Regions from separate parts of the Homo sapiens genome. Here all the other regions are linked to region 3. A link is a contact called in ENCODE Hi-C or POLR2A ChIA-PET data. All regions are on one chromosome and are shown on one strand. The core of a region is the stretch at or near the end of the contact, and the rest is flanking DNA. Distances in the headings are between cores, read along the strand shown. Region 1 holds the start of SEC24D (SEC24 homolog D, COPII component). Region 2 holds the start of INTS12 (integrator complex subunit 12). Region 3 holds the start of LARP7 (La ribonucleoprotein 7, transcriptional regulator). Region 4 holds the start of PPA2 (inorganic pyrophosphatase 2).

Region 1 (6,927 bases), core at 3,114-5,613, 6.2 Mb after region 3:
CTGAGAGACAAGCACTTTCTGTGAATGATCCAGCTTAGGGAAAAATCTACAGAGTGGGATAACAGTAGTGAAGATGGAACATGGAGGGAGAAACAGCAACACTTAAGAGTCATGTAGAAGAATTCCTTCAAAAGAAATGTCCAGAAAGCAACCCAAAAAAATGGGCACAATGGCTCACACCTATAATTCCAGCACCTTGGGAGGTGGAGGCGGGTGGATCACGTGAGGTCAGGAGTTCGAGACCAACCTGGCCAACATTGTGAAACCCCGTCTCTACTAAAAATACAAAAATTACCCAGGCATGGTGGCGGGCGCCTGTAATCCCAGCTACTCAGGAGGCTGAGGCAGGAGAATCACTAGAACCCAGGAGGCTGAGGCAGGAGAATCACTAGAACCCAGGAGGCGGAGGTTGCAGTGAGCTGAGATCGCAAAACTGCACCCCAACCTGGTCGACAGAGGGAGACTCCACCTCAAAAGACAACAACAAAAGGATAGTGTCATTGAAACCAAAGGAGAAAAGAGTTTTGTAAAAATGAGAGTGGTAAACAGAGTCAAATACAAAAGAGGACAGACAGCACAATGTCTACTGCATTGAGAAATAGGACACTGATAGTCCTGGTGAGGGAAGTGAAAGTGTGGATGGGGTGGCAAACTATGGAGTGTAAACTATGCTGAGCCATGGAGGGAAGGAGAGGTAAAGGTGGAGATTACCAAGCATAGTGAGTACTTTCTCAAGAAGATGCCTGTGAAGAGGGAAGGGTGAATAATATAGAGTGTTATACTTAGGTGTGTATGCAATTTGTTTTTTGCCTTCTTGAGAGATCTGGGTATGAATCCTGGTGCTACTACTTGCTGTCTGTGACCTTAGACAAGTCACATGACACCAGACATTCAGTTTTCCTAGCTGCAAAAATAACTTACTGCATAGCATTGTATGAGGATTAAATAAGACAATACAGGAAAAGCTTTTAGGGCCAGATTTCGACACATCATAAAAAGGAATAATTTATAATTATCATTATAAATAAATGCTGAGGAGAAATGAACCACCAGTTAGAAACTGAAGGGGTTAATGGTTTCTACAGGATCCAGTAAGGCAAGATTACAAACATTCTGGAGAGGATGGTCCTGAACAAGAAGAGGGATGCTTCATCTGGACATCTTTAAAATCTCGGGAAGAATAAATCATAAGACTGACTTTCCACAGGAAATTCACAATCTCAGAGCATCTTCTGCAGCACACTGTGTGTGGCTGCTAACATCAAGCCTCACTAAAGGGAGTCCTCACCCCTTGCTGATTCTGCACTATATACATTCTACCTAGCACAGCCTGGATCCCAGATATCTAAGCTAGTTCCAGTGAGCCCTGAGAGTTACTCATTGATTTATACATGGTCCATTTGTACAAAGAATTGTACAAAGAATTATCCTCACATGATGTACAGATTTATCTAGGGCCAATCCTAGATAAGGATATGTGAATTTAATTCATTTATAAATTTAATTCTTTTTTTATTCAATGTTTACAATAGCCTTACACCACTAATTAACAGCAAGAACAAGACTCACAGTAAAAATAAAACAGGAAGTGTTTGTTTTAGTCTATATTTAAAAACCAAACTTGTATTGCATGCAATAACCAAACTAGTGATGTAGAGTTCTGCTATGAGAGCCTTTTCCAAATGATCCTGTAATCTCAAGCCATTTCATTATATAATGATCATTCAATGCTTTCAAATCTCCTCTTTCAGAACATCTTATGTCTCTGAGCCTGAGAACTGAATAATCACATACAAGTCAAAATAACACACTGTACCTGTTGGAGATGCTGTGTGCGACGGATCCCCATAGTGCCCATAATGAGGTGGAGAAAGGCCTATTCCAGGCTGAGGCTGAGAATACGGAGGTGTAGCCACGTAACCTTGTTGACTCATTATGAAAATATCATTCCATAGGATAATTCTACAAAAGAAGTCTGCAACAGAGAAACAAGAAACATGTTACCAAGACAGTTTTAGTTACGTAAAGCTATTAAAAATATAAACACTGTTATTACATGTTTATGATGGTTTGAGGAAAAGTACAGATATCAGGTACATGAGAAATCTTTGTATTATACAATATATCATTATCCCCTAAAAAGGGCCTAACCATAGCTCTCTGAAACTCAGTAAATCACTTCAATAATCCTGGGCAAATTCTCAAGCATGAGACCTGAATAATAACTCGCAACCACTTTTTTAATGGAAGCCTGAAGCATCTCACAGATAGTCTCTCATAGTGTTCCTATGATTTTGTGCTTTTGGTTTCCATGGTCACATTTCAGCACAGAGCACACCATGCCATTCAATTGACTGACCACCATAACTGCCAGTAGCCTGCAATCAGATGTTTTATGACTTACGTCTTTTTAGTGCTCATCTAATTAATTATTTTAATCTAGTCATTAGGACAAAGAGAAATCATAGTCCAACAAACATAGCAACAGACAACGTTGATAATGGGCTTATTTTATGAGTCATAATTTGACCGAGCCAGGTGGTCACTATAACCACTTGAGTGTTGTCAGTGGTTTTTCAAAGGCGACAGAATTTCTTTCTAATTTAAATCATATCACATCTCTAAGAACATATGCACCTATATTTAGGGGACTAAGGAAAAAAAGTGTAATTTTGTAAGTGTGTAGGCACACACATCACAAATATAACAGACTCATCTTGATTTTTTTTAAATCTTGATTCTAATCAGAACCCAAATTTGCTTTAAATTTTCTATTTTTTCCAGGTTTTAACAAAATAAGAGATATTTCATAGGACTGATGATTTAAAAAAAAAAATTAAATACGACAGAAAATGCTTTGAATGCAAGAGAAGTGGGTTTCCATTCTATGTCTGCCATACTTAACTGTGTGACATGGAATGAGCTGAAGAACCTCTCTAAGCCTCAGTTCCTTCTTTTAGAAAATGAAGCCTTTCCAGATTTCCACTGATTCTACAATTTATCTCCAGTTTATTTGCCCCATACAAGCATATTCTTCCTTTTGTTCTTTTATTTGCTACAATTTAAGATAAGAGATCAGTGATACCTGCTAAGACTTAGAATCTGTCTATATTCAAGAAATAACATTTCAAATTAAAAATTTGAAGCCTAAAATTTGTGATTTGATTTTGTTTCCATATTAAACTATAAGTTTCCAAAATAAAAGCAACCATGTAAAAATATTATGAGATCATTTCCTTCTCCTGGGAAGGGGAGAACTGAAAAAGAGGAGAGAGGCAGGCAAAGGCCTTCTGGTCCACTTTGTTTCTGACAACCCCTTTTTCCTCCTCCCACTTAGCAGAGAGAGACGTGGCAGCCTGAGCGCTGGTCAAGCTCATCCAACCAAGAGCACTTAGGAAGTCGGCACGAACACACCTAAGTAGCAGCCTGTTGCTGAGTGACAGAAAAGAGAGGCTGAGATGGTCACTCCAAAGAACAGGAAGCAGCCAGTTCCCTCTGAACTGGTCCTCAGAGGAATCAGCTTCCTCACGCAACCCAGTTTGCCACGTCAAACTTCCTCACACAGAGCACCAAGTTAAAGAAACCTGACTCAGCTTCAAGCGGCGACACGGCAGAAAGCCACTTGGTATAAGCAGGCCTAGGATCAAAATCTGGGGAGCCCCAACCCCAGAACGGCCCCCTGGCTCACTGTCACCCAGCAACTCTAGCCAAGGTGCACTTCTAACCCTGGAACAAGTTCGTATTTGGCCAGATCAGTTTCACTATTCGGATGTCCCGAGGCTTCAAGATATAGTTGCCATTTTTACCATGAATATTTCTAACATTTCCTTCCTTCAAAAAAGGAAATTAAGTTGATAAGGAGATGAGAAAACCGCTGGCAATGACACTCGAATGGTGGCCACTGAGGATCCTAACAAGGCAGTTCCTGCATCCCAAGGCAAAAGGTGGGGGCGGGTAAAAAATGCCCACGCCCACCTCCTGCTCCCCCATCCCGCCGGCCCCACTATTAAACTGCACTAGAAGGCTAAAGAACAAAGAATGAGTTCTCCTCCCGCCGCCACTGCCTCAGGTGAGCACCCGGCCTCCCGCCGCGTCCCCGGGCCGGGCGCCGCAACCCGCTCCGCTGTGCCTGGGCAGGGCTGTCCCGCATGAAGGCGTCCGCGGGTGGGAGGCTTTACCTGTTCCCGCTCCCGCACCCCGCGGGCTTCCGAGCGCTGGCGGCTCTGCGCCTAGTGCCGGCAGCCCTCGGTGGCCGGGCTCCCGCTGCGGTCGCTTCTCCCGCCGCGCCTCTTCCCCGGCCGGCGTCCCCTTAGCCTGGACTCACGCTCGGAGTTGCAGCTGGGCTGGGAACTGCCACGTCAAACCCTTTCTCGGCTGCGCGCCCCCAGCGCCGGGCTTGGACCAGCCGCCGCGCTCCCGCCTGCGCACGCGCACAGCCACCGGCCGCCGCGGGGCGGGGCCACCGGGCTGAGCCTGCGAGCGGCCGAGCGACCTCCCCCTTTTCGCTTTTTCCCTTTTTCCGGTTTTTTGTTTTTTGGTTTTCTTTTTCCCGTCTTTTCTTTCCCCTCCCCCTACAGGTCAAAGCCTTTAACGTCGTGGCTAAATCAGAACCGTATTTTCTCGGCGCAGCCCCGCAGGAAGGAGGGGAGCGCGTTCATTCATTCTTCCATCAACAGGTTGCAGTTTCAGCTCTTCATTCATTACGTATTACTTAAATAACTAATAGTTCAGGTACTGCACTACCGTTACATACGGGAAAGTACACGATCTGGACCTAGGGGAGATTACCGTTTAAAGGCGAATCTGGCACGTGTACACGCACATTTGATGACGTACCCGTGCAATGCACTACAGAGGAAGGAACGCCCAAAGCAGCCTGGCAACGTGTAACGCGGGAGGAGTGGGGGGTGGGGGAGATGTCCCAAAGGAAAAGTGTGGGAAGTGGGGTTTCCATTGATATTGGGGTTGTTAGCGTTGTGTATACTCCTTCTTCCGCATATTCCTTGTTTGTGAAGTAGGATGGCTGATCCCAGCCCCAAACAGGAATCTCTGCATGGAAAAGCACCCAGCGTTTAGCTCACCGTCCTGTGAGAAACAGCTCAGAAATAAAGGCAACCTATATGAGATCTGGAGCTTACCTCTCTATCTCACCCTAAAATCAGGACCATCTGGCTGGTTTCCTATCATCTTTCACTGCTAAATAGAAAGACATTCAGCCACTCCCAGGTTTGGTATAGCTACCACTTTGCTCAAACTTACAAAGTAAAAACCAGCCCGGTGTTGTTGTTTTTAACATGCACTTTCTTCCCGGCTACAAGAAAGCCACTTGACAAATACCTTTACTGATGAACTGCCTAGGTAAAAACGTACATGGGGATGTTGCTACTCCCGAAATGCTACATGAATTGTGCAGGAATTTTAAGTCATTTTAGCAGTAAAGATATATGGTCCATTTATCCCACTCTTAAAAGTTTTTAAGGCATGGGGCAAGGCACAGTGGCTCACACCTGTTATCCCAGCACTTTGGGAGGCCAAGCAGGGAGGATTGCTTGAGGCCAGGAGGCAGTGAGCTATGATCACACCACTGCGTTCCAGCGTGGGCAACAGAGTGAGACCCTGTCTCAAGAAAAAGAAAAAAAGATTTTAAGGTAAGATATCTGGCCTACATCCAGCTTCAACACTGATCAGGTTTGAAAACCCACATTGAAATTTTTGTTTTAAATTGTTTCTTGTATTCTCAATGTGATGAAAATGTTCAGTGGAAGTTTAGGAAGTTTTGGCCGGTGTTGAAGCAGTACAGCTTGTAAAAGCAGTGAAAGAACTTGTCATATAACAGCTACATTACAAGGAGCGAGTGAAGCTATGATACAAAGATAGGAGAGAGTAAAGTCAGAAACAGTCACACCATGTGATGACCTGCTTGACTTGTTACCCCTATAAAACCACTACTTTTGAATTGTAAATACATCCTCACCTCCTGCTCAGGTACCAAACTTGTCTGAAACCAGGACAATTTGTGGTTTCAATTCTAAAACAGTTTTTAATTCCTAAATGTTAAAGCTGGAAGGGACTTGGCCGGGCGCGGTGGCTCACGCCCGTAATCACAGCACTTTGGGAGGCCGAGGCGGGCGGATCACGAGGTCAGGAGATCGTAGACCATCCTGGCTAACACGGTGAAACCCCGTCTCTACTAAAAATACAAAAAATTAGCCGGGCATGGTGGCGGGCACCTGTAGTCCCAGCTACTCGGGAGGCTGAGGCAGGAGAATGGTGTGAACCCGGGAGGCAGAGCTTGCAGTGAGCAGAGATCACGCCACTGCACTCCAGCCTGGGCGACACAGCCAGACTCTGTCTCAAAAAAACAAAAAATAAAATCTGGAAGGGACTTTAGCGATATGAGTATTCAATTCAATATTCAGTGAGAACTGAATTCAATTTAATCATCTAATGGATTAATAGAAAGGTTTATTGAGAAAATTTAAAAGGCTTACTAGTCATTTATAGCTAGTTGGAAGTCATCCCTTCCAATTCCAAAGCTCTTTTCACCTCCCTATGCTTTTTACCTTCTGATACTCTGATTTGCTGTTCTCTTTTAACTAGTTCTGCCTTTTTCTCCTGTGACTGCCTTATATTCAAGTTCTCAAATAACTATTAACTGACTGCATAGTTCCACCAACAATTGGAGTTACTTATCATGAATCTCTTTTTTAAATGAAACGGGCTTCTGGTTTGCGTCCTGCTTCTCTTGTCCTGTCCCCAAGTGCCTATGCCTTAGGTGACTAACTCCTAACCTTGTTCCTGTGATTGAGTCCCTGGCCCTCACCAGCCGTGAGGCTTGGTCCGGAGTCTCAGTCTTCCTTGATCTGACCCATCCTGTTGCCACCTGAGCTTAGCCTCTGATGTTCCATATGTAATTAACTTAGTTTC
Region 2 (7,431 bases), core at 2,408-4,907, 6.9 Mb before region 3:
GGTTCAAGAATAAGATTCTTAACAAGGTCTCCAATTCTCTACATCAGGGGTCCCTAACCTTCAGGCCATGCAGCAGGAGGTGAGCAGTAGGCAAGCGAGGGAAGCTTCATTTGTATTTACAGCCACTCCCATCACTTGCATTACTACCTGAGCTCTGCCTCCTGTCACATCACTGGTGGAATTAGATTCTCATAGGAATGCGAATCCTATGTGAACTGTGCATGTGTGTGATCTACGTTGTGTGCTCCTCATGAGAATCTAATGCCTGATGATCTGTCACAGTATACCCCATCATCCCCAGATGAAACCGTCTAGCTGCAGGAAAGCAAGCTCAAGGTTCCCACTGATTCTACATTATGGTGAGTTGTCCAATTATTTTATTATATATTACCATGTAGTAATAAGAGAAATAAAGTGCACAATAAATGTAATGCACTTGAATCATCCTGAAACCATGTCTTCAATGAAACTGGTCCCTGGTGCCAAAAAGGTTGTGGACCATTGCTCTACATGATTAATAATACATATAAAGCAGTTACAACAGTACCTGACACATAGTTGACACTCATTAAATGTTACCTAGTATCTTAGGCCATTCTCACTCTCTCTGTTATAGCTATCTGACTTATTTCAAGTCCTCCAATATACTCTTTCTTACCTTAGCACTTCAGTAGAAAGTGTGCCACCCCCACCTCCATCTTAAGTCACCTCTCAAGTTTCAGTTTTTCCTGCACATTCCCTCAACAAAACTAGAAGTTTCACTGTTACATAGCCCAAAAACATTCTGTACTTATTTGTAATATTAATCACACTGTTAATTATGTAAATAATCTTTCTTTCTCATTAGAATGTAAGTTCCATGAAGGCAGGCAGTGGATTGGTCTTGCCTACTGTTGTAACCCCTGTCTGGCAGAGTTCCTGGAAAACAGCAAATAACTGTAAATGTTGGCCAAGTAAATACTTGTTATCTACTTCCAATTTCATAAAACTTTCTCTTCCCTTGAGTTCTGTTATACTCAACTTTTCTGTTTTTCCTCTTCTATCTCTGACTACTCTTTCTTTGGCTTATCTTCTTTGTTGCTTTTGGTATTGTCCAAGTATTTGTCCTTGGCTATCTTCTTAGTTCTGCTAGCAGTTTCTTCTTGGTAATCTTATACACATCAGGTTTTCAACTATCATCTCTGGGTAGATGATTTAATATGTTTTACCCCAACTTCAATCTCTTTTTTTTTTTTTTTTTTTTTGAGACATGGTCTTGCTCTGTCACCCAGGTTGGAGTGCACTGAGATCATGGCTCACTGCAGCCTCGAACTCCTGGGCTCAAGTGATCCTCCTGCCTCAGCCTCCCAAGCAGCTAGGACTACAGGCATGCACCACCGTAACCATGCCCAGGTAATTTTGTTGTTTTTTAAGTAGAGCCAGGGTCTTGCTATGTTGCTCTTATCTGGTCTCAAACAATCCTCCTGTTGTGGCTTCCCAAAGTGCTGGGATTACAAGTGCGAGCCAAATCTCTTAAATTTGAATCCCATGTTTCCAAATGCTTAGTGTATGTGTCTATGTGATTCCTTAATGGCATCTCAAATTCAGTTACAACTAAAATTGAGATTCTGATTATCTTCCCGAAAAGTTCCTTGTCCTGCTCTTACTTTCAATAAATGACACAACTTTCTTTTAGTCAGGTTTGAGACCAAAGTCTTTCCTTCACTGAGTCTTTCCCTACTCCTTATATTCAAATAATCAGAATTCCTGTGGATTCTGACGGCAATATTTTTCACACTTGTCCTACTTTTCACTTCCACTGCTACTACTGAAATTCAGGTTTTATTAGCTTACTTGAACTATGGCAATAACCTCGTTATTTTCCTTGACTTCAACATTGTTGCCATATGAATTTTCCTGAAACCCAGTTTTCTTCTTTTTCATTAAAATAAAAAAAAAAATTCTTGCTGAGAAGTTAGGGCTTTCTACCACCTTCGAAATAAAGACCAAATTTCTTGGCCTAGCATTTAAGAAGATTCAGTAACTGGCACAAAAATTATCATTCATCATCCCCAGATCTGCCTTATAGCTAGCTGACCCTGCCACTCTTATTTTTTTTGTCCAGGAAGCTCTTTACCTATTTTTATATATCTACATCCTATCAAGACCCTATTCAAATACTTCTCATGAAGATTTGACTGACAGCTGCTGTGCCCCTCTCCATTCCAAACCCTATTAATAGTCTCTCCATTCAAGGATATCTCATAGTGCTTTTTCATGGTATTGCAACTTTCTCCCTTGAAGCATTTTTTTTTTTTTTTGGCACAAGTGTTATGTCCCCTACAAAACTCTGAGTACTTTAAGGGCAGAGTCTATATTTATCTTTTTGCCTATCTCTTTGCCACTTTGCAAAGTACAACAAAATAATGGCTATAGAATTACTGGAATTAAGTGATCAAAGTATAGTGGTCTTATCTCTCCTTCTACACAATTGTAGCCATTTCCAAGGTCCCTTCAGCAAAAATCACAAAAGTAACTCACCCCTGCCCCCACAAAAAAAACTCCAAACATCAAAAAAGCAAAAGCAAAGCAATCACCTCTTTCACGACTGGGGACTTGTAGTACAATGTTCCTATCTGTAAAATTCTCACAATCTTTCGCCTGTCTTGCTTAATTCATTAATCCCACTGGTCTGTAAACTTGATGACAGCAGGAACTTGTTTTGTTCACTGTTATTTCCCTAGTGCTTGAAACTTAATAAGGGCTCAAAAATATTTATCGAATGAACGAACTAGGTTTTTTGCGTAAATGTCACCTTATAAGGCTTCTGTGATCTCTCCAGTCTAAATTGGGCATTCATATATAAATATAAGTATGTGCTTTCTCCTAGATCCATTTTTCACCCTACCTGGCAATCTCAAAAGAAGTCCAAAGTTGATCATATGCACGTGCCCCAGATGAAGGAAACAGAAACTGTTCACATAGAGTGCAGTATTATCGTTGCCATTTCATAATGGCTCTAAAAAACTTTGTTCTTCATGACTTCGCAAGCTCTTGCAACCCCTTCCAATAAACATTATTTTAAAGATGCTGCCTTTTTCATTCCTCCACTGAGTTCTTGGTTCTGGATAACACTGATACCTTAGGGACACCTGGAATCGCAGGAGAAAAGGCTCCGATTCCAAACCAATCAAGTGGCTGAAAGCTGACAGCAAACACTTAGAAAAGGAATGTCAATCCTTTGATCAAAGCATCACACATCGAAGTCCTAGAATGGGGGATGGTCCTTGACAGGGGAGCCAAAAGATGAGAGACAATGAGGGAGCTACGTAGAGAAGTCACTAAAACCCTCCGACAAAGTCCGAGGCAGGATTCCAAGTCCCTTGTCCCTAGACCTAGAAATATGCTCGGTCCGCATGTCCCGGCCCGCAACTCCCTCGGAGGAAGCACAGTCCTCACTGAAAGGGGAGAGCAGTCAGTCTAGGGCACGCAACCGCCCGTAAATTATGATTCCCCTTGAGGAGCGAGGAAACTAATACCCCACGTAGCTACTCTCCCACCTCGCTCCTGGCGCGGGGGTCTCGAGCCTCCAGGAGGCCAGGAGCAGAGTCGCTCAGCATAACTCACCGTTCCGCCCCGCCCTGCCGATCCGTCTGTTCCCGGTGGTCCCTTCGGAAACGGTTCCCGCACTGGCCGGCTCCGAAAGCAGGAAAACAAAGGTTCCCACAGTAGGGGCGGGGGAAACGTTTGGCAGTGCGACAGTAGGAAGTGACGTTACTTCCCTTTTTCCGGTCCGCCGGATTATGAATGACGGCCGGCGCGAGTATTTTCCACATAAGGTGGCTGTCGTTTTTCTCCTGGCGTCTGTGGAGGCGAGTGGTCTGCGGGCAGCAGCTCCCAGAGGCAGCCTTGGAATTCCAGCTCGGACTGGGCGGGAAGGCGCAGGCGGCCCAGGTCGCCGACACGCTCACGCACCCTCCCTGCCTGGCCGCGCCTCTGCGACCAGGTAAAGAGGGCGCTCGGGCCGCCGGCTTCTCAGCCTCCGCGACCCCCTAAGAACTGGTCTTTTCTTCGGGGGTCTGCAGGGCTGAGGATGCGGGGGAAGGGTGGGAAGGACAAGGGCGTGGTATCATCGTCCTGATTTTTCTCCCGCCCTGGGGCCGCCTCAAACTCCTTTTTGGCCACTCCTGCTGAAGGTGCGGGTTGAGGGCTCTGGGCTTCTCGGTAGTACGCGTTTCCCAGTTTCCCCCTAGCCAGTCCCTCATGTCTTCCTCTGCTGATGGAGAAATGGGGCAGCTTCCAGTTGGAGGCGTTGGTTGGGGTGGTTTGATATTTGCTGTTAAGTGTTACTTCAAGACCTCTTGGGTCACACTAACTTCTCTTCTCTCTTTGGCATTGAGTTTTCCATTCCAGCCCTTCCTGATTGCAGAAAGCAGTTCTATGTGAATACTACTTAACATTTACTCCAAAGGACTTGCTTCATTTGGGGCCATTTGCTTATGTTTTGTCATCACAGCAGTATCTCTTGGGTTTTTAACTTCTATAGAAAGTTTAATTTGCATGAAAGTTGCTTTGGTTTCAAAAACGTTTGCTAATACACGTACTTCCCATCCCAACTTTCTACCTGGTTTTGGGATGAGATGACTTGTTTTTTTCCCCTTTATTCTTAATGCCAGGATCCCATTCCTTGTCATAAATTCTTGAATATCAAGAAAATGCCAGCTTTAGTAATATATTGTGTGCTACATTATTGATAAAGAAGGTGGTGTATTTCTATTTTACCTAAGCTTATCTGTAAAAACAATGTTTACAGGAGAAAATGCAAAAGCTAGCAAGAACTAGTGATGTGATAATTTTAAACATGTAAACATAGTCATTTAAATCCATGATAATAAACTGTTATAACACAACTAAGTGATTCGCTGTCATATTTAATAAACATTAAGCTATGCGGGTTTTTTTTTCTTTTTTTTTAACTGCCTGATGGGGAGCATACACCACTGAGAGGATTGCTTTAAGCACACTCATTACTAAAAATTGTGTTTGTATTACACCTGAAAGTATCGTTTTGTGAGGTCTCACTTCAAAAATAAGACTGAAAAGGTCAATGAGATTTGAGAATCATCATTTCTTTTTATTTTATATACTTTGCACTTCTACGTGTTTTTGCTTTAATTTAAACACAGCTCAAACTTGAGCTTCTGTAGTAGTGGGCCCATCAATTTTTTTTTTTTTTTTTTTTTTTGAGCTGGAGTCCTGCTCTGTCGCCTGGGGATGGATTGCAATGGCAACATCCGCCTCCCGGGCTCAAGCAATTCTCCTGCCTCAGCCTCCCGAGTAGTTGGGATTACAGGCGCCCACAATCACACTCGGCTCCTTTTTTTTTTTTTTTTTTTTCAGTCGAGGAGGGGTTTCACCATGTTGGCCAGGCTGGTCTCAAACTCCTGACCTCAAATGATCCGCCCGCCTCGGCTTCCCAAAGTGGTGGGATTACAGGCGTGAGCCACCGCGCCCGGCCTGTTTTTGTTTTTTTAAACTTGTTTTACTTGTAGCTTTTGTTTCATCATCTGTGATTTTTAAATAAAAATAAATACTGAGTATCCAATTAGCTTTTCTAACAAAGAATAAATACTTGGAATGCAGATATTGAAACCATTTAGATTAAAACAAGCACAGGTATTGTTTGCTGTGAAAATTCAGTAATTTTATTTCATACTTGGTAACATGTTAGCCATTTGCGCTGTCGATCACTGTTAATTATGAGGTCGGGTTTAGCTGAAGGCATTATGACTCCATGGCAACAGATGATTCCCTGATTCTCCAGAGAGATTACACACTTCGTTTGTGGCTAAGGTTACTGTAAGCTTTTCACTTAAAAACTTTTCCTACTTCTTTACCAGATAAGAAAACAGCTAATTTTAATCACTGGCTTTTGTTCTCTAGGACTTAACTGCATCCCATATTACGTATTTAATGAGCTTGAAAAAATCTCAGTGTTTTTCTTATCGTTTTTGACCCTAAATATTTAAGGTAATTGGCTGCTATCTATCTGTTGAGGGGCATGTTTTTTTGTTTTGTTTTGTTTTGGTTAAATCTATATTATTGTAATAAAATAGGGTACAATTTTCAGCCAAATACTGTTGTTTTATGAAAAGCATAAAACACAAGATAAGTTATAAAATTCAAAATGTTGAACATATGATGTAGGAGAGAATTTAGGCAGGTTTAAATTTTAATCTTTAAGAAAAGTAAGTGTTTGTGATTTTTCATACTTATAAACTGTGTTGAACTTCTTATTTTGTACAATAGGTTGATATGCACATGGATTAAGGGTTTCACGTTTATATTTTACCATTTCATGATTCCCTGGCTTTCAGCCTCAGTAACAAATATGTTTTTTTTCAGTATTTGGTTGGGAAAAACTTTTCAATCAATATAAATCCTTTACCTTTCATGGAAAGAAGCTTGAAAATATAAACCATAATTTGGGTTTTGCCCATCAAGGTTTGCATATTTTAATAGTGCCAGTTGATAAGGAATTTGGTTATAAATTATAAAGAAATAATAGTAGCTAGTATTTATTTAAGGACTTAATATGTGACAAGCTTTTTTCTGTATGGCACACTACATGGTAGGTACAGTTATTATTGTCTCCATTTTATTATATAAGTGAGGAAACAGATATGCAGAAAAGTTTTTTATAGCTACTAAGAATCAGAACCAGTATATTTGCACCCAGGTGGTCTGGCTCAACAGTCTCGGCTCTAATCTATTACTTTATAATTCTTGTTTTATAAATATTCTTGCTAGGCACATGTATGGAATCTAGTTAAGATTCTTAGTTCCTTTGCCCTGGATATAAGTATACATAAAAACTTCTGTGCTTGCTTTATTTATGAGTTTGGTTAGATTCCATTTATACTTTTCCCGATTCACCTCACAAAGGTGATCTTATTTCTTCATTTTAATTTATACTTAGTTGGTCCTTAAAATAGAGTTATTAATTTGGAAAAGAAAGAATGGTGTCATGAAGAATGAGATACACATTGTACCAAGACTAAAGTTATTAATAATACTCTCAGACAGTGATTTCTGACATTCATATATGTACATTCATTCCTTGAACTAAAGTTTCAGTTCATTAAGCACTGGAGATGTTATAGTGTTAGGTGATAAGAGCTATGAAGAAAAAGGGAAGCTAGGTAAGAGGCTAGGGTGTGCTTTTTCAATTCAGGCAGTCAGGAGAGGCTGTTCTGAGTTAATATTTATGCAGAAAAATCAATGAAATGAGGGAGCAAGCCCTGTGAATCTCTTGGAGAAAAGCATTCTAGGCAAAGCAATAGCAAGTACAAATATTCTCAAGTGGCACCTTCCAAAAACAGCAAGGACAGCTATGGCTGGAAGGGAGTGAAGAAGGATAAGAGATGAGGTCAGAAAGGGATAGCTAGGGTC
Region 3 (7,498 bases), core at 2,595-5,094:
AATTTTTCTCAATAAACTCCCAACCACAGACATGAATCAAGGAGTTCCAAGATTACCTAACTACCAAGGGAAACAGAGGTGTAATTATCTATCACTGAGGACACAGTAAAAGTGATACCATGCTGTGAAACAAGCATTTTTTCATAAGTAAAGAAAAAACTAAGTAAAATACATAAATTAACTTGTAGTCTGCATTTTTCCAGATGCATAATATGTATCAGAAAACACGAATTTGTCCTCCACATGTTTGGTTCCCTATAGCGCAAATTCAATTTTTAAAGTTTTCTGAATTGCTACGGTTACCACAAGATGGCCCCCTTGTGTTTTAAATTTTTCCTTTCACTTCTTAGCATCAATATACCACAGTATCTAGGACCAATTACATAGTACCTCTACAAGGAAAAATCTTTCCAACACTGTTGCAACAGTTACTGTAGTTGTTATGCTATTGGATAAAACTGTTTTTGTGGGCAAATTTGGAAATCTAAAATCACTGATGGTGATCCCTGAAGAAGTAAACAGAAATGCCAAAGAAACATACTTTCTTTTTTTTCCCCTAAGGTGGTTCTCAAGATGTGACCCCTGGACCAACAGTATCATCTGGGAACTAGTAAGAAATGACCTATTAAGTCAGAAAGTCTGGGGTTGGGGGCCCAGCAGTCTGTGTTTTAAGAAGCCCTCCAAGTGATGCTGATGGACACTCAAGTTTGAGAATACAGATCTAAAAGACCTAGAAGGATTCAATAAAGCTGTAATTGTGATTTCAGTTCCTCTTTTAGACATATAAAATATGCCACTTACATATTATTTATAAGTTACATATATTTATTCAGTACTTACTATTGTGCCAGATATTATGCTAAAGTATTTAAATGGAAACTCTATCCTCCATCTGAAGGAATTTCAGTATGGCGGGGTGATAAACAGTAATTTTAATAAAATAAGGCAGGAATAAGCACAGCAGGGGCACCCAGCTTGGTGTGGATCATCAAACAAGGCTTCTTCAAGGAAGTAAAGTCTAAGCTGTAAGCTGAAATAACCCTTAGTCAAGGGAAGGCCAGTGAAGGTCTTCCCAAACAAGAATTGCAGGCCTGTGATCCCAGCACTTTGGGAGGCCGAGACAGGTGGATCACCTGAGGTCAGGAGTTCGAGACCAGCCTGGCCAACATGGTGAAACCCCTGTCTCTACTAAAAATACAAAAATTAGCCAGGTGTGGTGGTGCGTGCCTATAATCCCAGCTACTTGGGAGGCTGAGGCAGGAGAATCACTTGAACCCAGGAGGCAGAGGCTGCAGTGAGCCGAGATCACGCCACTGCACTCCAGCCTGGGCGACAAGAGCAAAACTGTCTCAAAAAAAAAAAATAAAAGGGCGAGGCGGGGGCGGTGAAGTGCAAGAAAGTGACTGGCATCTTCCCTTGACTAATCAAGGTGATCTGGAGAAAGAATAGGTAAGGGGTATGCAAATGAGATATGCATACTTGCTTCGTGACACAGGTCACAGGACAGAAACCAAACCTACAGAAGGACTGCCTTTCAGAAATATAACTCCTGGCCGGGTGTGGTGACTCACGCCTGTAATCCCAGCACTCTGGGAGGCCATGGCGGGTGGATCATGAGGTCAGGCGCTCGAGACCAGCCTGACCAACATGGTGAAACCCCGTCTCTACTAAAAATACAAAAATTAGCTGGGCATGGTGGCACAGGCCTGTAGTCCCAGCTACTCAGGAGGCTGAGGCAGGAGAATTGCTTGAACCCGGGAGGCGGAGGTTGCAGTGAGCAGAGATCACGCCACTGCACTCCAGCCTGGGCGACAGAGCGAGACTCCATCTCAAAAAAAAAAAAAAAAAAGAAATACAACTTCCACATCCTATCTCCCTCCCCTCCGGCGTACATAAATTGCTGATGCCTAAGAATGCCAAGAAGATAAAAGAGAGATCGAGAAAAACACTCCTGGGCTAGATATGCTGTATACATAGATGAGAATACATGGTACAGACACAGTGCTGGGCATGTGGCAATTATTAATATCAGATCTGTTTAATAGCTACCATTTATTCAGTGCTACCATATGCTAGAAACTGTTAAATGCTTTATTTGGAGGTTTTGTTTCTGTTGGCTTTTTAACTTTTCTTTTTCTTTTACAGAGACAGGGTCTCACTCTGTCACCTAGGCTGGAGTGCAGTGTTGCAATCATAGCTCGCTGTGGCCTCAAACTCCTGGGCTCAAGCAATCCTTCCAGCCTCCCAAAGTGCTATATTATAAACATTATATACATTATATTGTTAATTATATACATTATAATTATTATGTAATTATATAATATATAACTATATTACTGTATTATGTAATATACAATTATATGATTATCGTGTGTAATTATATATATTTATTGATTACATACTATGTATCAGGCAGGAATTGGACGAGATACTTTACATACAGTATTTATCAGTCTCATAATCCTGAAGAATAAGCATTATTACAATTTACAGATTAGGAACCCAGTATTTACTAGTTTAGGATAACTTATATGCTATTTCACAATTGCAAGATAAATTCTCCATTATTTTCCTAAATTGAGATATTACTTCTGGAATGTACAGTTTAAAAAGAACTAAGAAGACTGAAACTCTTAAAGGATGGTTAAATTCGATTATAGGAGAAAACCTAAAAAAAAAAAGCTAACTGGATCTTTTAAAATTTAGAAGAGCTCTAATACTTATTCATTGAAAGTCAACACCCTTTCTTATCTTAGTATTAATCAGAAAAAATTATTTTAGACAACAGCATCATATATATTTAAGTGAGATGCAAAGAGTTTTTTCCAAGTGTTCATCTGTCCACGTCTACCAGACAATTCACCTGTTGACCGACTTCTAATAGGTGAAAGATTAATCTCCAAATAAGTTTTTAAAGACCCCAGATGCTCTGTGATAATTATATACATACATACATACACACAGATATACGTACATACACACATATACATACATATACATTGTGCTACTATATGTACGGACGCAATATATATACATAAAACTCGGTGTTCTCAGTAAAGTATGAGCCATTATTCATTTAAATACTAGATATTTTTCCTTTTTTTTTAAACAAGGAGTATTTTTTGAACCTAAACCTGAACCTCTAAATAGTTCGGATAACAAAGTTTTGGAATCATGAACTCAACATTGTTAACAAACCATCCAGTCCAAATAAACAAAGGAAACCCACATCTCATTTGCCAAGATTCTAAGAACCATAATCCTGTCACCAAATGACAATGGAGACTTGATCCTTTCTCAGTCCTAAATACAAACAGCAAAGCCCTCTTTGGTCCTCATACCTACTCGAAATTGCAAAGCAAGGCCTGGGAAAAACGGTGAAGAGGCACCACTTACTACAAGCAGTCCGAGTAGCTGTGACTGCGACCACCCCAATCCTGGTTCCAAACAGCATCCTTCCCGGTTCTCTTCTTAAGGAGCAGAGTCTTTCGTCCCTTCGCCCCAAATCGCTCAAGTCATTCCTAGGAAATCCCGAGAAACACTTCACCTCACCTGTCAAATTGCACAAAATCCACTTTCGAATTTCTCCCGCGAAACAACGTGACGTCATTAACGCGGGACCTCACCAGATGAGGACCCAAAACTTGGCCCGCCCACCTCCGCCTAAGCCAAAAACCGCCGCTTTCAAATCGCCAATCAAATTCTTCCTTGGCTTCGAGTCTCTCAGCCGGCCGCGCTCTCCGATGCCCAGCCCTCCTGGAACCACCTCGCCTGTGACGTAGGTGGAGCGCGCACTGCCTCCGGGCCCGTCTTTCTCAATTGGGACCGGAAAACGTTGTCGCTCATCCTATGACGCGAAAGTAACCGAGACTATCAGGATCCGGAGACGGAAATGTCCGAAGGCCGCAGTACTTGACCCTGTATTTTGGGAGTCGAACGGAGTAAGTTACAAGCGGCCTATAGGGTCGCACAGCTTGGGCGAAGTCTAATTAACTCTCCGTCCTTTTTCTTGCGGTCCACTCTATCATCTATCGTCCTTCTTACCCCGCCCCCCCGTCCTGCACACCCATCAGTTCCTTGGCCTAGTTATCTATGCGCACGCGCAAAAGTCTTCGGCAGCACTTGTAGTTCCCGTTTTCAGACAGTAAGGGCGCATAGGGGCCCGGCGTGGGGAGGTTTGGGGCGCGCCCGGCCTATGACGGCGTCCTTGCGGAAGTACGGGTGCCGAGAGAAGCAGTAGTCAATAAAGAGAGTGCCGTATTTCGCAGATTGGAGCTGAGCTGTGGCTGCCAGAAGATAGCGAACGTGAGGATTTATATTCTAAAATTATCATCTTCTTTTGCAGGACTCTGCCATCGTCCTCAAAGAGTAAAAAATCCAGTTACGGAAGGGAACTAACACTTGCTAGATATGGTGTGCAGAGTGCGTTTGCAAAGAAACTTAAGAGAAAACAAATGATAGGACACAGGGTGGTGGAAGATCTCAAAGAGTAAGATGCCATTTAACCTGGGCCTTGAAAATTTAATAAGGAAATTTAGACGAGAAGATTCAGACAAAGCAGAACACACAGGCCACTACGTGTTGAGGGACTTGAGTTGTAAGCAGTGACCAGAACAATGATTCTTAACCTGTTGTGGCACACTTCTTTTGAAAACTTAATTATATGGATTAGCTTCTCAGGAAAACGTGCATGTACCTATTAAAACATTTTGCGAGGCTGGGCACGGTGGCTCACGCCTGTAATCCCAGCACTTTGGGAGGCCGACGCGGGAGGATCACTTGAGGTCAGGAGTTCGAGACCAGCCTGGCCAATATGGCAAAATCTCGTCTCTACTAAAAACACAAAAATTAGCGGGGAGTGGTGGTGCACACCTGTAGTCCCAGCTACTCAAGAGGCTTGGTTGGGAGAATCGCTTGAACTCGGGAAGCAGAGATTACAGTGAGCCGGGATCGCGCCACTGCACTGCAGCCTGGGCCACTGAGAGAGGCTGCGTCTCCAAACAAACATTTTTCATATAATTTCCTCAGGAGAAATTACGAAATACTTTTAAATAGCAAACACACACAAATGACTTGGTGTCTTGTCTGACTCACTCTTCCAAGTTATCTATGTCTTTCGTGGTCTTTGAACTATTTTTCAACCCTGTAACTCGCTACAGCAACATGGAAATTAGGTTTGTCCAGTAAAGATGCAATTAATTATTGTCCTGAGCAGTATTTATTAATATTCATTTCAACGTTCCTGATTGCCTGTGTACCTGCTTTTTAAATTCTCCTTTGAACTGGTTTTTAGCACTTAACTGGTTCCCTTATTTACAGTCAAGCACCACATACCGACAGACCGCATGTATGACAGTGGTCCCATAAGATTATAGGTGAGTAATAGGCAATAGTACCTAGGTTTGTGTGAATACATCATAGAATAACTACATACTCAATGATGTACTTACTCACCTGACTGTGCATTTCTCAGAATGTGTCCTTGTCGTTAAGCAACCCATGACTGTGCTTAAATCTTTACCGTGTATTCATTTTATATTTGTACAAGAGTCTTGATTTTACCTTATCTTTAAAATGTATCATTTACAATTTAATGGAGCCCACTAGAATTCTTGTCCAGCCAAAGTTGCATGGACTTCAGATTAAGAATTCCTGAGTCAGAACATAGAGTCCGTGGTGATAAATTGCGGGAAATTCTACCAAAAGGTAGACAATGTGGGATCAAACATACCTGGGACAACTTACTTAGCTAGCTTTGGCCAAGTCACTTAAACCTTTTTGAGTTTTTGTGTTAAGATGGAAGAAACTGCTACCTAGTGGGATTGTGAGGATTTACAAAAGTGTATATAAAGTTACTGGTATTGTTACCCAATAACTTTTATTCTTCATTTAAAGCCAGTTAAATGTTACTTTTTTTTTTTTTTTTTTTGAGACGGAGTCTTGCCCTGCCGCCCAGGTTGGAGTGCAGTGGCACGATCTCGGCTCGCTGCAAGCTCCGCCTCCCGGATTCACACCTTTCTCCTGCCTCAGCCTCCCAAGTAGCTGAGACTACAGGCGCCTGCCACCATGCCCGGCTAATTTTTTTCTTTTCTTTTTTCTTTTTTTGTATTTTTAGTAGAGACGTGGTCTCACCTTGTTAGCCAGGATGGTCTCCATCTCCTGACCTCGTGATCCGCCCGCCTTGGCCTCCCAAAGTGCTGGGATTACAAGCGTGAGCCACCGCGCCTGGCCAAGTGTTACTTTTTTTTTTTAAAACAGTGTTTTCATAAACTGCATATTATGTTACGGGAAGGTGCTAAGGAATTTCTAATGTTGCAAGTTTTGACAGAAGCATCACAAAACCAGGTCTGTGTTTTAGATGGGTTATACATAGGCTCCTGTTGAGAATGGGTGACTTACAGAACAGTTTATAAACTATTGGCATATTCTAGTGACAGTTGTAGCAGTAGTTGTAGAAAACACTGGATGGAGATGAGAGCCATTTCAAAAGTCAAACTGATAGGATTTAACAAGAGATTGGATAGAATAATTGGATAGAATTATTGATAATTGGATAATTATCAATAATTTATAATTATAGATTATCAATTATAGAATTATAATTATCAATTATAGAATAATTGATAATTATAGCCTACGTTTGTGTTTGTTCGTTTTTGAGATGGAGACTGAATCTGTCTCCCAGACTGGAGTGCAGTGGTACGATCTCGAATCACTGCAACCTCTGCCTCCTGGGTTCAAGCGATTCTCCTGCCTCAGCCTCCCGAGTAGCTGGCATTACAGGCATGGGCCACCACACCCAGATAATTTTGTTATTTTTAGTAGAGACTGGGTTTCACTTTGTTGGCCAGGCTGGTCTTGAACTTCTGACCTCAAGTGATACACCTGGCTCGGCCTCCCAAAGTGCTGGGATTATAGGCGTGAACCACTGCACCTGGCCTATTTGTATTTTATTTACATCCCACAACCTTACAAAGAATTTGAAATGCTTAACACTTTACAGGTACTTTTAAATTTGTTTTTTTATTCAACAGATACTTAGGTACTGATGAAGTTAAAGTTCCTGCCTTCATAGTGTCTACATTCTGGTGGGATAGGTAGACAATAAAATTAAAATTCCAGGCCGGCCATGGTAGCTCACACCTGTAATCTCAGCACTTTGAGAGGCCCAAATGGGCAGATCACTTGAGGTCAGGAGTTTGAGACCAGCCTGGCCAAAATGATGAAACCGCATCTCTACTGAAAACAAAAATTAGCAGGGTGTGGTGACAGCTGCCTGTAATCCCAGCTACTTAGGAGGCTGAGGCAGGAGAATCACTTGAACCTGTGAGGCAGAAGTTGTAGTGAGCCAAGATTGTGCCACTGCAGTCCAGGCTGCACAACAGACTCCATCTCAATAAATAATTAAAAATAAAAAATAAAGTTATAATTCCAGGTAGTGACAACAAGATACAAGAATAAAAAATAGTGACTGAGGCAGTGGACGGAGTTAAGGTCA
Region 4 (7,546 bases), core at 5,047-7,546, 7.2 Mb before region 3:
GAGTAAAAGGTGACAAGAAGAATGCCCAGGTTATGGGTTAGCAACTAAAGAGAGAAACAAGTTCGGTGAGGGTGGGGAGTCAGGAGTTCTGTTTTGTGCTGTTAATCTTGAGTTGTATCTTAAACATTTAGGTAGAAATACAGAGTAGAAAGCTGGATGTGTAAATTCTGAGTTCAAGAAGAGATGCGGCTAATGTTATAAATTGGGGAATCATAAACAGCGTCTAACACTATGGGACCTGATGGGATCACCCAGAGCAACAGCAATGGTCAGCAAACTCTGGCTTTATGGGCCAAATCTGTCACATGGCCTGGTTTTATTTTTGTAAATATAGTTTTATTGGAACATAACCACAGTCATACTTTTACTGTCCATGGCTGTATGTTACAATGGCAGAGCTGAGTAGTTGTGACAGAGACTGAATGGTTCGCAAAACCTAAAGTATTCCTTATCCGGCCCTTTACAGAAAACTTTGCCAACACCTGCCCTAGAGAGGCAGTATAGATAGAGAAGTGGGCTGAGGATTGAGCCCTGGGCATTTCAAAGGCTAGAGTTCGGAAATATGACAAAGGTTCAGCAAGGGAGAATGTGAAGGAGAAGCATCAAAACTAAGACAAAGTGCATCCCAGAGGAAAGCAGTTTCCTCTGGGAAAGACAAAAAAAGTGTTTCAAAGAGAAAGTGATGAACTGTAAAAAGTACTGCTGATAGGTCATATGAGGACTTCAAACTGACCATTAAGGTCGCAGCATGGAGGTGACAGGTAGCCCTGACAAAAAGCAGTTGGTAGAACAGTAGCGATGAAAGCCTAAGTTAGGTGATCCTTGACTATTTGGTTTATATTAAAAAGACTAGAAAAAATCACTGGGAACTCTGTGTTCCCACAGAGATGAATGGGTAGGAGGCTGGCTGTTATGCTGGGGTCCCCAAATACCAGCATGCAGAGTACTGCTGGGGCACCAACACCATCAGGGGTCCTACTTCCCTCTCAGCTCTTCATTCACTTTTACAGTTGGAACTAACACAACCCTCATGCATTAGACCTGCATGGGAAACATTTGTGTACTATTTGTAGTACAACTTAAACTAATCCCCCTGTGTTAAGTTCTACATCCATCTAACTCTCTATCCTATCTTATATCAACACACCCACAACCTCTCTGAGGTTCTGCAGCAGCTCGGCTTTTCCCTAAACTACGTCCCCTGAACACATATACTTAAGCTGGGACTTCTTCCACACTGCTTCATTAATAACCATATCTCCATTGGTTTTTTAATCTTTTATACATATTTCAAAATCTCAAGCTTTGGTGGCTCCTTATCTGTTGTTTTAGGGTTACCCTTTCTTATCCTCACTTACTATCACTTTAATAGGATATTTATTATAGGGGAAAAGAGATAAATGATTGTAGTCACTGTGTCATTTTTGCCATGGTATTTCACTGTCGTCAAAAATCAGATTGTGTCCTTAGGCATTAATTGCTAACCTCTATCAGGCCCATCAATCTACACGATATTGCCAAACAGTGGTCAAAATTCTCCCTTCAACTGGTCTGAAATCAGATTTTATTCTAGCATTTTCTAAGTTATCTATGTGATTCTTTCTCTCACAAGAGCAAGTTGTATCAGGATGAAAGTTTATTACTTACACTAGAGCAAGTGAGAAAATTGAATGGAATGTGAAAACCATACCTAATTTTATGTATCTATACCAGACAGCTAAATGTATGCCATATACCAACATATGATTACACACGACTACAAAACCACTTATAGAGATTCTTACTGGAAGCTTCAGCAATGACTAAAGCTAACTTTGTTTTATTTTCTGATAAAAAGATTAAGAAATGTAAAGGAGCCTAAAAACTTCAATAAAAATGCTTCCTCTGTTCCATATAGATCACACAATTCCTATTTCACAGCACTGATATAGAAAACGTTTAAGGTTTTAAGGACTGAAAAATCAAATAAAATACTTTTTCTATATTCACACAAAACCCATTGTGTTCCATTATATCAGTTGAAGTTCTATGATATAGGCCAACTTTAAAAAGTTACAGAAACTCATATTTAAGACTCAAACAAATTTTGTGGATTATTCACGGGAAGTTCTCTTTTAAGTCCAAAGATACAGCACTTTCAATGGCAGATTCCTCCTACTACCCAAATGACATAAAGAAAACCTACAGTAATTTCAACACAAGCACATGCTTACTATAAGTGACAAAGCAAATTAATTTTAAAGAACTGCTTGGTTCATTCCCAGACTAAATAAAAGCAACTTGAATTATCCACAGCACTATTTCTCTAAGTAAACCAGTTGCCTATCCCATAATAACAAAATTCCTAATTATGGAAAGCATAGCTTTTCCCTATCCTATGAGAACAGTATGAAATCTAAAATAAAATTTCAAGTTATTAACGAAACAAAACAAACAAAAACACGCAAGATATCAAAGGAATACTGGCATGCAGCATTAGGTCTTTGGCTCAATATAAGTGAGTCTAACTTCATTATGATTTCACAGTTAATTTAAAAGACTGCAAGTACCCATTAAAACTTTAAGACCTAGGAAGCCGGGCACAGTGGTGCATGCCTGTAGTCCCAGCTACCCAGGAGACAGAGGTGAGAGGATCGCTTGAGCTGGGGAAGTCAAGGCTGCTGTGAGTCGTGATTGCACACTGTGCTCCAGCTTGGGCAAAAGTATGAGACCCCATCTCTAAACAAACAAACAAACCAAAAAAATAAAAATAAAATGAATAAACAACAACAACAAAAAACCTTCTGAAACCTATAAATTAACAGGAACACTTCAAAATAATCAATCACATCACCTTATTTTCTCCCTTCACAGAATCTAATAATAAGGATTTTAGTCTAATGTCTTAAAGTCAAAAGGGAAAAATAAATAACATTTATTAAATACCTATCACGTGTGAGACACTGATAATTACACACATAGTCTCATTTAACTGCCACAGCAATTCTATAAAATTACTAGTGCTATCCCCATTTTATTTACGGAGAAACTGAGCTACCGGATGTCATCTGAAGGTAAGGGATGCCTCTGGTTAATTCAGTCGAGTGACTTGTCCAAGACGGTAAAGTCAGGACTACAACTTAAGTGGTTTGACTATTAGTTTAGAACTGTTACAGCACAGTTGCTTCTGGAAGTTGCAGAAATCATAACCCTGATGTCACTAAGATGTTAACAAATGTTCTGAGAAATAAGTACTCTGTGGTTCAGTTTTTGGAGAAGTTACATCCGAATTTTCCAGAACTTAAATAGGCAAATTCTTCTTCAAAAAAGTAATAAAATGGGAAGTGTTCTAATTTATTAAACCATGAAACCCTCTGTTTTAACGAAAACCTAATAATATACCATGGGATGCTTGTGTTCAACTAAGCAGTCTGGAAAATGATCATCTGGTCCAATCTCCTCATTCCATGGTTTTAAAAAATGAGATGCAGGGAGGTGAAGTGACAGCAAGATACTAACAGGGTCAGGGCTGGCACCAAGGAGGCCTGATGATTCCCATCAGGATACCCTTTCCCCTAATCATCCTGTCTCACTCTTTCTACAAAGTTTAACACCAATTTTTTTTTAAGTATTACATCAATCATTTATTCTGATTTTACTGAATGACAGTAAAGAGAAACCATTTACAGACATGAAGCTCGAAAATGTTCTACCTCCCAATGCACTAGTATTTCAGAGACTTGGAATATATTTGGAGATGTGGAAAATGATTACACTTTAGTAACACTGAGTAACAATTTTAGGCCAAGTATACTACACTCATATTTTTTTTGAAGTGAGACATTAGTCCACCCTAGTACTGCATACAGACACACTGAGTAATAAATATCCAATCTGTGATCATCTTTATAAAGGGCAATTTATTCGTTGCTTTCCCCTTACCCCATTCGCCCTAGAGTGGCTTCGTTTCACTTTGCCCTACCCCTTCTAGCAGGTAGTAAACAGTCCTGGCCAGTGATGCCATCTGGCGGTTAGTTCAGAAATTGTTTAACCAACACACCTTCCAATCAGGATCTTACCATCGGGACCCTCTCCAAAACCACACTCCCCTTTCTTCCAGTTTTTGCCCATTTACCTTAGTAAAATCGGGTTTTCTTCTTTCCTGCCCTGTTTATCCAACTGAATGAAAAACGTATTTTATTTGTGGCACTCTAGTTACAGAAAAATCATGAGTCCTAAGTACATTTGCAGCTAAAGAAACAAACCAACAATAAGAGGCCAACATACTCCCAAAAATGCCCCCATTCGACATCCTGTCTTAACAGAGACTGTTAGAATCTCCGTTATTCATCCAATGCCTTCAGGGAATACCAGTGCTGAGAAGGACCTTGAGGATCATCGTTTCAAGGTCAAAAGCTTCATTTTACAGCTGAAGAAACTGGCTCTGTGAGAAAGAACTGAAGTAACCACCCACCCAACAGCACACAGCGAGTTAACGGCAGAGCCAAGATTATGGCCTAGGACTCCCCATTCCAAATCCGGTACTGGGTCAACTACTCTGTGCGCTCCTGGCTTCTCAAGCCTGTTTTTGCTCAACCAGTGTATTTACTTTTTCCATAATTATAGTAATATTGTGAATCTCTGTACTATGCCTAACAGTGTCTAGCACACTTCATAAATATTTATTATTTGGGTATCTATTAATTACCGTACTTATTGCAAATCTAGAATACTTGCAGTAGACAGGCCTTTTTTCAATCTGCTTAAAAAGCGAACTGCCACTTCATAATTTTTTCTGACTATTCCCATTAATCATCACATGGTAACCTTTTAGAACATAATCCATTCAGAAATTTGAGACTTCCTGTTCACCTGATCAGTCTTAACCAAAGATAGAAGAAAATATGTGGCATAGGGTGAAAACTGCAACCAATTTTGAAGAAAATAGAAATTCTAGTACTAGTTGCATTATAATCACACGACTTTAGGCAAACTCTTCTTTCCCACAAAATAATCCTCGACCCTAAACTCATGTAGCATAACTGCAAATCTCTCATAAATTACAAATATCTATAATGATTATCGGTATTAACAATAGTAATTTATATTTTAGGCCCTGTGACTAATCAGTTTACATATATAATGTCATGTAATACTTGCAGCCCTATTTTACGGATGAGAAAAAACAAGGCTTAGCAACTTAAACTCGTCCGGGGTCACAGAGTTAAGACGTGAAGAACTCGAGGGCCTGCTTAGAACTGAAAGCCTCCAGAGCCAGTGCTCCGAAAAGGGGAGCGATAATGCAAGGCCCACTTTGATACTACCACTCCAAGGCTCTGCAGTCAGTGGGGAGTGAAGGCAAGCGACCGACATCGCTATTTTCTGTTACGGTTAACGTACACAGTGAAACAATGGGGTACACGGAACAATGAGTCACGAAGACCTGGGTCCTTTCTCTGAGCTCGGCAACTCAGGGACCCCCCCGAAGTCGCTTAGCCTTCTGGGCTTGTTCAGCTTGGGGAGGAAAAGGGGCTGCTCCGGAACCAACGAGGCTTTGGATGGTGGATCACACTCAGGGTGTAAACTTGTGCGTACCAAGTCAAGCTTCTGGGGAAAGAACCTTCATCAGAGTCCCTCCAAAAAAAGAAGACGCGCTGGATTAGGCATCCGCAAAGTTCCGCCTGCCTCTCCGACGTCAGGGAGCTCCCGCAGTAGGAGGTTTCTTACGCCTCTAGGAAGGCCGGCGTGTGGGCGGGCTCTGCCTTCCCTTCCTCACTGAGTTGTGTGAACCGGGAACGGCGGCCGGGCCGGCTAATGGCTGCAGGCCGCCGCGGGGTGGCCGCTTGCACTCTGCCTACCCCTCGGGGAGGGCGGCTGGCAGGGCACAGGGCGCTATCTACCCCCCAGCCGGCAGCCCTGCGCCTCTGCTCTCCGCTTTGGGGTCTTGATCCGCCGCCTCCTCGCTGGCAGTTCTCGTGACTCGGTGCGCGCTCCCGCGGGAAGTAAGGTGGCCTGGACCGCGCGGCTACCGCTGAGGGCCCCAAAAAGAGAGAAGGGAGACCGCGCGGGGCGTCCCAAGTGTCCCCCATTCCATCCCCCACCCAGGTTTCTCCGGTGCGCCGCTCGGCGAACCTCCGGGAGCTACTTACTAAAGAAGAGGCGGTAATTCTGCGAGCAGGGCTGGCCGCGCTCCTCAGTGTGGTACAGGGCCATAGCACGGCGCGACCCGGTCCCTGCACTGGTCCCCAACCGCAGGCACGCAGCGGCTGGGGCACCCGTGCGCAGCAGCCGCAGCAGCGCGCTCATGGCGTCAATGACGGTCCTGCTGTGCGCGCGGAGCTACCTGGGGGCTCGGCCGGGCCGCACGCCGGTGCCCCCTACCGTCCGGAGTCATCCCTCCCGCCCCGGCGCTCGGGCTGCGATCCTGGTCCCTGCCAGTGGAATCTGGAACACCAGCCAGTTGTGCGCACTATGCCCTCAGCGAGGCCGCAGCTCAAAGACGAGTGAGACAAGACCCACCACCCCTGAAGAGCTCACTGCCACTCGTTAATTCATACATTTATTCATGCCTTCATTTATCCCGTCAAGAATTACTATCATGATTTTTTAGTATAGTGATGTAATATTGAGTGATTACTCTGTGCCAGGAACTGCTCTAGACCCTGTCCAATATAGGAGATGAGCGCACATGCACGCAAAGACATCACTATAAGACAAAATGATCAGGCCACCACGTGAAAACGGGACGTTGACACCGACTTACAGAGCAAAAAACCCTAAGTAGCTTACTCAAATGCCATCTTCTCCATAAGGCCATTTCCTAACCCAGTAGAGATTATTTATTCTTTCTTTTATTTTATTATTTTTTGTTGTTGTTTTGTTTTTGAGACGGAGTCTCACACTGTTGCCTGGGCTGGAATGCAATGGTACAATCTCGGCTCACTGCAACCTCCGCCTCCTGGGTTCAAGCTATTCTCCTGCCTTAGCCTCCTGAGTAACTGGGATTACAGGCATGCGTCACGACGCCTAGCTAATTTTTGTATTTTTAGTAGAGACAGTTTCCCCATGTTGGTCAGACTGGTCTCGAACTCCCGACCTCCATTGATCCGCCTGCGTTGGCCTCCCAAAGTCCTGGGATTACAGGCGTGAGCCACCGCGCATCGGCCAGGCGGGGTGGCACACACGCCTGTAGTTCCAGCTACTTGGGAGGCTGAGATAGGAGGATGGTTTGGGCCAGTATCCAGGAGAATGGATATTGTAGAACAACCAGTAGTCTGCCACGTGTCATTTTATTTTTTTCTAGTCCATCTTCTTTGGGACTATCATCATCTAGGCTACTTTCCTACTGGGCACCCAGGTTCTTTCAGCATCTCCAATTATCGTGTGATCATTAAAATTGAGATACTGGTCTACCCAAGTTCCAGAAAGGATTCCTAGGAGATATTGTGACTAGCTACTTAGAGACACTCTACTAAGATTATAGATCCTAAAATGTTTTTGTCAACAGTGGTACCTTTGTAATGTGTCAACTTGAATAGGCATAACTATAAGGCAAATGCTCCCATAA

What was found. Hi-C counts contacts between places; a loop is a spot of excess contacts on that map. ChIA-PET counts read pairs that join two places held with the same protein, here RNA polymerase II (POLR2A). Pooled maps may share reads with other maps.
Region 1: a map of CD4-positive, alpha-beta memory T cell shows a loop between it and region 3 (31-fold over the local background). The contact joins the promoter of SEC24D here to the promoter of LARP7 in region 3. A Hi-C loop is called at or near these places in 2 of 168 maps with a recorded cell type or tissue (CD4-positive, alpha-beta memory T cell and naive thymus-derived CD4-positive, alpha-beta T cell) and 6 of 50 pooled maps.
Region 2: a loop to region 3 is called in a map of CD8-positive, alpha-beta T cell, with 8 times the contacts of the local background. The contact joins the promoter of INTS12 here to the promoter of LARP7 in region 3. A Hi-C loop is called at or near these places in 5 of 168 maps with a recorded cell type or tissue (CD4-positive, alpha-beta T cell, CD4-positive, alpha-beta memory T cell, CD8-positive, alpha-beta T cell and 1 more) and 10 of 50 pooled maps.
Region 4: a map of CD8-positive, alpha-beta T cell shows a loop between it and region 3 (27-fold over the local background). The contact joins the promoter of PPA2 here to the promoter of LARP7 in region 3. A Hi-C loop is called at or near these places in 4 of 168 maps with a recorded cell type or tissue (B cell, CD4-positive, alpha-beta memory T cell, CD8-positive, alpha-beta T cell and 1 more) and 9 of 50 pooled maps. POLR2A ChIA-PET finds 5 or more read pairs at or near these places in 1 of 52 experiments (CD4-positive, alpha-beta T cell).

What each region holds. Positions count from the first base shown.
Region 1 is chr4:118,831,763-118,838,689 of GRCh38, forward strand. SEC24D (SEC24 homolog D, COPII component) reads right to left here and starts at 4,364. Exons shown (of 23, transcript NM_014822.4): 1 at 4,179-4,364; 2 at 1,817-1,975. The coding sequence starts at 1,934. RefSeq lists enhancers at 3,720-4,611, 4,232-4,526 and a silencer at 4,038-4,527.
Region 2 is chr4:105,705,032-105,712,462 of GRCh38, forward strand. INTS12 (integrator complex subunit 12) reads right to left here and starts at 3,658. Exons shown (of 8, transcript NM_020395.4): 1 at 3,607-3,658. It overlaps GSTCD (glutathione S-transferase C-terminal domain containing), which reads left to right and starts at 3,753. Exons shown (of 12, transcript NM_001370181.1): 1 at 3,753-3,985. LOC124900747 (a long non-coding RNA gene) reads left to right here and starts at 1,351. Exons shown (of 2, transcript XR_007058214.1): 1 at 1,351-1,392; 2 at 2,870-3,065. It overlaps LOC124900748 (a long non-coding RNA gene), which reads left to right. Exons shown (of 3, transcript XR_007058215.1): 2 at 283-359; 3 at 848-943. RefSeq lists an enhancer at 3,733-3,982.
Region 3 is chr4:112,633,299-112,640,796 of GRCh38, forward strand. It overlaps LARP7 (La ribonucleoprotein 7, transcriptional regulator), which reads left to right and starts at 3,845. Exons shown (of 13, transcript NM_016648.4): 1 at 3,845-3,941. It overlaps ZGRF1 (zinc finger GRF-type containing 1), which reads right to left and starts at 3,611. Exons shown (of 28, transcript NM_018392.5): 1 at 3,553-3,611. RefSeq lists enhancers at 3,408-3,627, 4,198-4,247, 4,288-4,397.
Region 4 is chr4:105,467,766-105,475,311 of GRCh38, forward strand. It overlaps PPA2 (inorganic pyrophosphatase 2), which reads right to left and starts at 6,297. Exons shown (of 12, transcript NM_176869.3): 1 at 6,129-6,297. The coding sequence starts at 6,285. RefSeq lists enhancers at 5,478-5,647, 5,938-6,057 and a silencer at 6,278-6,487.